2 separate regions of the Homo sapiens genome follow, and region 1 is linked to region 2. The links are chromatin contacts, found by Hi-C or POLR2A ChIA-PET in ENCODE. All regions are on one chromosome and are shown on one strand. Each heading gives the region's core, a stretch centred on a gene start or an enhancer-like site at or near the end of the contact. The rest is flanking DNA. Distances are from core to core; before and after follow the strand shown.

Evidence for each region. A loop is a pair of places that touch in the nucleus more often than their neighbours do. ChIA-PET counts read pairs that join two places held with the same protein, here RNA polymerase II (POLR2A). Pooled maps may share reads with other maps.
Region 1: a pooled map shows a loop between it and region 2 (3-fold over the local background). The contact joins the enhancer-like site here to the promoter of RGL2 in region 2. A Hi-C loop is called at or near these places in 5 of 50 pooled maps. POLR2A ChIA-PET finds 5 or more read pairs at or near these places in 5 of 52 experiments (CD4-positive, alpha-beta T cell, T-cell, WTC11 and 1 more).

The regions. Positions count from the first base shown.
Region 1 is chr6:33,028,206-33,030,905 of GRCh38, reverse strand. No RefSeq gene overlaps it. Among named protein-coding and RNA genes, the nearest start is that of HLA-DOA, 20 kb to the right of the region's middle. Within about 2 kb of position 1,450, at least 18 of the 41 ENCODE cell types and tissues checked have a DNase peak (open chromatin) inside an H3K27ac peak, as active enhancers do; they include CD4-positive, alpha-beta T cell, where a contact is called at or near this core.
Region 2 is chr6:33,297,660-33,300,411 of GRCh38, reverse strand. It overlaps RGL2 (ral guanine nucleotide dissociation stimulator like 2), which reads left to right and starts at 1,470. Exons shown (of 18, transcript NM_004761.5): 1 at 1,470-1,542; 2 at 1,761-1,957. The coding sequence starts at 1,802. It overlaps TAPBP (TAP binding protein), which reads left to right. Exons shown (of 8, transcript NM_003190.5): 8 at 1-718. RefSeq lists enhancers at 1-302, 2,005-2,505, 2,592-2,752 and a silencer at 1,059-1,237.

The sequences.
Region 1 (2,700 bases), core at 201-2,700, 270 kb after region 2:
TTGCATTCTATTGTTTAAAATCAAGAACCTGCATTAGTACAGTAGTAATAGTTATTGAGCACTAATGCTCACAGCAGTGTTTCAACATAGATATTATTTATCCTTATTCTAAGATGAGGCAATAGGTAGTTATAGTTAAGAATATGACCCCAAATCACATACACAATAATAGGTGAAGGAAAGAATAAATTTCAAGTTTACCTGTCTCCAAATTTCATTCTTTTAGACTCTCTAACCCTTCTCCCTTGACCATGCTTGGCATTTTTGACTAAGTGATTTTAGCCAGGAACCTGGTTTACCCAAATACACAGAATCATCAATCTGTCTCCCTCCATACCCTTCCTTGGGATTTAAGGATGTCAGAAGTTAAGGAGAGAAGATAAACATGTGCTTTTACTGTGATGCTCTCTGGGGAAAAGTTATGTGGGGTCCAGATAAAAATCATTGCCTCTCAGAGAACAAAGACATGCTATTCCCAGGGGGCTGCTCATGAGATCTTTTTATAAGGCTCCAAACAGTAAGACTAGATGTAGGGCTAGCTCCCGAGTGATGGAAAAGAATCGGGACAACTCCCTCCTGGGGGTATCTCTCTCTCTCTGTCTCTCTCTCGACTCCAAACAGCATCACAAGAGAACCTCAAGTTTTGTATTATTTATTCCAGGAACCCCAAAGGGAAGGTGAAAGAAACTTGGGGAGAAAAAAAATCTCCCTTGAATGCATGAAAAAACAGGTGTTGGGGTGATGTTGATGTTGAGATAGCCAAGTGCAGGCACCTGACTGCCACCTGGGGATGGGAGCAGGAGGGAGTGCTGGAGACCGTGGATTCAGAGGTTACTAGTGTAGACGTGCAGGGAGCCACAGGCCTGGATGAGTTCTCCAGAGCAGCAGGTGTAGAGTGATAAGAAGAGGGCTGACGACTAACATCAGGTGTGTAGTTTTAGGAGTGAAGAAGAAGAGTATTCAACAGAGGGGACAGGTTTTCATTCCTGCTTTGGCACCTGGAGCAATAGGAAGTGTTTGATTGCCTGTGCTACTTGAACATTCTCCTTCCCCGACAGCTTCCACGGCCTCTTTGTAGACTGTCTCCTTGCTCACCTTCACCTCATATTGTCCCCTGGATTTGAGGCCCCAGCCATCATGACATGTTCAGGCTTCTGAACAGGGCTGTGAGGAGGGGGATGGAGGGAAAATATCAGGGGAAAGGATTTATCTGAATGCATGTAGAGACTTCAAAGAAGCTCTTTTCCTGGGAAATTCTGGTAACATTTCTCTCTATCCAATAAAAAGTGGGTGAAAGGCAGTGTCACTAGTTTCTGGCAGACTAAGCCCCTGAGAAGGTCCTGCTGCACGGATGTGTGTAACTGAAGCTGTGTGGAGGGAGCTTGTGATCTATACAGAAGTAGCAAGGGCAAGAGGAACAAGAGAGGTTCAAAGGCACCAAGTGCAGAGGCAGTGGGTGGGGAGACCCAGGCATGGAAGCCAGTGTTTCACTGTGAATACTTGGAAAGTCCCTGGCTGGCTCCAAACAGTAGAATATGGCTGGATTCTAGAGTCTGTTGTCAGAATAATGAGAATTAATACGGAAGCTCATTTTCAGACTTATCATTAGTTATGAGATGATGGAGGGTTAAGGAAACCACAGTAAGAGGAAGAGATTCTAAGGCTAGCTTCTTAGGACCCCACCCCATCCCTAAATTTTCAGATGGGAGAGAGAGGAGTGTTATGCATCTCTGTATCATTCTTTTTTGGAGCTGAGAGAGACAGAAAGGAGAGGGGAGGGGAGGGAAGGGGAGGAAGAGATGAAGAGGGAGAGGGGAGGGGAGGGAAGGGGAGGAAGAGATGAAGAGGGAGAGATGGAGAGGGAGAGATGGAGAAGGAGAGAGGGGGAGGGAGGGAGGGGAGGGAGAGGAGGAGAGAGAGAAGAGAAAGGGAGAGAGAGTGGGGAGAGAGGGAGAATAAGTATAAATCATCAATTAATCTGTGGATGTCTGATTGTCCACCTTCTGGATTATTTCAGACACTGAAATTTGTGAATAATGATAAGCAGGGCCTGGATCAGGAGAGCACTTCAAAAGATAAGGACTTGTACATAGGATGTTAAAGCCTGCTAAACAGGTCCTCACAGGCCCACCTTTTACTGCTTCCTCTTGAAATAAGCCTCTTCTGCCCTTCCCACCCTGTCATTACCACTGTCCCCAATACCACAAAGTGGAGGATTGTGGAAATCCCTTAAGAAAAAGAAAAGAAGCTCATTGTCTACATCAGAAATTCTCTGTAACTCCCATCCTCCCACTTCCTCATGCTGCCTGACTGCCTTCCTTATCACTCTACATCAGTTGGATTGTATCAACGTTTGGCCTTTCTTAAACCTCCTACTCTGGTGTCCAAAGGACAGATTTCTGTCCCAGAGCAGATATGAATGTTACAAGGGGAGTGTTTGATAGACAAAGGACCCCATGTTACTTCTGCAGTTGAAACTAGCCTCTGTATAAGGAATTAAAAGACTATGAGAAGAAAGTAATGATGGAGACATTATTCTCCCTATTGTCATGGATCAATGGCATCATCTGGGGATTAGGCCAATGGCTGCTTTGAAGGAATATTTTATAAAGTAGACATTATCAGTGATGAATTTGAGTGTGAGTTGAAATGGAAGTATAGTAAAGTGGTAAGACTCCTTGATGAATCAATGTTTGGTGT
Region 2 (2,752 bases), core at 221-2,720:
GGGATTACAGGCGTGAGCCACCGCGCCCGGCGGCGAAACACGATATTGTACTAACATCTTAATTTTGTTATAAAATCTCACAAACCCCCTGACATAGTCTCAGAGATCTGTAGGGCCGAGGTTACATTTGGAGAACCCGTACTCTAGGGCCAAATCCATTCTTCTTGCCCTGGCTCACTTGTCCCCCCCACCGCCCCGCGCTGGAGCCACTGCCTAGTTCTTCAGCCCTAGATGGTGCTCGCCAGACCTCCTCTCAATGCTCATCACACACAGGGCTATTCCTTTCCTCCAATGAACCAAACGCCTCCCGCCCACCTCCAGGTCCCAGTCCTCTGTTCCCTTTGCCTGGTCCACCCTTGCCCTCCCTGGGTCGCAGACGAGGTCGGCCTCGTCATTCCCCGCAGACCGCCGCGCGTCCCTCTTGTGCGGTTCACCACAGTTGTATTTAAGTGATCGTGTGAGTCGTCGTTAAATGCCTGTCTCCCCGCGGATCATGGGCTCCTCGAGGACAGGGACTGGCCTGTCTGTCCACTGCTGTAACCCCGCGCCGGCATAGGGACCTAAGGCCCACTGGAGGGCGCTCATCAAGTAGCTGCTGGATGTTGACGAAGGAAGCGGCGGCGCAGCTCAGGGATCTCCGAGTCAGGACGGTCGGCCAGACCCACGGGGTAACGGGTCTAATCGTGTAGGAATAAAGCTGTATTCCAGTGCTTCCAAACGGTTCTCTCATTCCAACCCCTTTCCAAGCTCAATGAATATTCCAATCACCTCTGGTCCCTTCCAGTGACCCTGAACCGCTCAGAGAACGCCCCGTCGACACCGTTCGGGGCGGGCGCCACTACTGGCGCATGAGATGCGCTCAAGCAGAGGGTACTCCACCAGCGAGGATACACCGAGCCGACGGGGATCTCGGTCTCGGCGCCGGAAGCCTCTGAGAGCCGAATCTGGAACCGGATGTGGCTGCTTCCTGCCCCGCCCCCTGCCGAGGGGGCGGGAATCGAGGGCCCTTCGGAAAACCCGGCCGGGATTTCGGTCAGCTACATTCGTGGGTTGTGGTAGGGAGGGTAATCCCGTGGGGATGGAGTGACCGGCTCTCTCTCCGCCTGAAACGCTTCCCGCGGGAGTTTTAGCCGTGTTATTGTTGGGGAAGGGAATGTCAAATTCTGCTCCTGCCTTCCCCCAGGGGCTGGAGACTGGAATCTTTATTCCAGTTCATTGCGGGTCGACGTGGTCTCCAGAATCCCCGAGTGTAGAGGCGGAGGACAGTGGAGCTGGGGACTCGGGCGCCTGGGTCCTGGTCCCTGAGCGTCCAGCGCTCCCCTAGTCCGCGGCCCTGGCTCCTGTCCTCACTTCCTTCCCCTTTTGGCTCCTGCTCTCGGAGCGGGCGGACGCGGGGGGGAGCGGAAAGGGCGGGAGGGCCCAGGAGCCCGGCGGGGGGGTTCAAGGGGGTACGGAAAAGCCGGGGAGGGGACTCGGTCCGGGGCCGGAGACCGACGGCAACAGCGGCTCAGGACCCACGCTGCCCCCACCCCTCCCGAGCAGGTCAGAGCCTGAGCACCCTGCGCGTCCCCGTACTCGTGACCTCCTCCTTCCCCAACAGCACCAAGGGCCCCCCTATTCCACCCTTCTGTTGCCCCCTCCCCCAACCTTCCTGCAGAACTCCCTTCCGGTCTTCTTGACACCCACCCACGTCCCTTCCCTGCCCGGTTCCCCCGCGCCTGCCTGACTCTCCACCCCCACCCCACCCCGTCTCTCCCCAGGCGCCCCCATGGCCCGACCCCGCTGATTCCTTCACTCGGCCATGCTCCCGCGGCCCCTGCGGCTGCTTTTGGACACGAGCCCCCCCGGGGGAGTCGTACTGAGCAGCTTCCGAAGCCGGGACCCCGAAGAGGGTGGGGGCCCAGGTGGCCTGGTCGTGGGCGGGGGGCAGGAGGAAGAGGAGGAGGAAGAAGAAGAGGTGAGACGCGGGTGGTGGGAGGTAGGGGGCGTATGTATTTCTGAAGTCTCCACTTTTCTCTTGTCTCTGGGTCCCTACATCTCCTCCTCCTTGCCTCAGTTATTCTCGCGCCTCCCTGGGTGTCGGCCCGTTTCTCTGCTGCGGGGAGTCCTGGCGTCTCCGTGGTTCTCTGTCAGTGTGACTCAGGACCTGCCCGCAGGAACCTGCCCTGTTCCTGCCTGGAACTTCTGGCTGGCTGTCCTGTCCCTGCGGGTCTTTGGCCCTCCACCTCTGCCTGCCTGAGTGTGCCTACCTCTCTGAGCAGTCGTGTCTTGGTCCCTGTCTCCCTCCTTGTTTTTGTTTGGCGGGGAGGGGTTTGTTTCCACAGTAACCAGCTCCTCTGACTCTGGGATTGGGGAGGGAACCCTCAGATTTCGTGACCCCTCCTTCCCTCTCTCCCCCTTCCCCCCGCCCCCCCGCCCCGCCCCGGTCCTGGGTAGAGGCCGGGAAGCCACGGTTCTGGGACCTGGAGGAAAGATCCTAGGGTGGGTAGAGAGTGGTCATCTGTTTTCATTAGGGATTAATGGTGGTGGCCAGGAGCAGGATTTCGGGCCTCAGGAGGGGCCAGAATTTGGATTTGGGGCCCCGAGGCCCTAAACTCCTAGGTCCAGATCCTAGGTGAGGGCAGGTTGACTGGCAGGGCTGGTTTTTCGGGATCGGTCGGGGGAGGGGCTGGGGCCACGTGACTCTCTGAGTCTACCGCCCCCAACCCCCTATCATCCCACTTCCCCTTTTCCTTCCTGTACTGGGATTGGA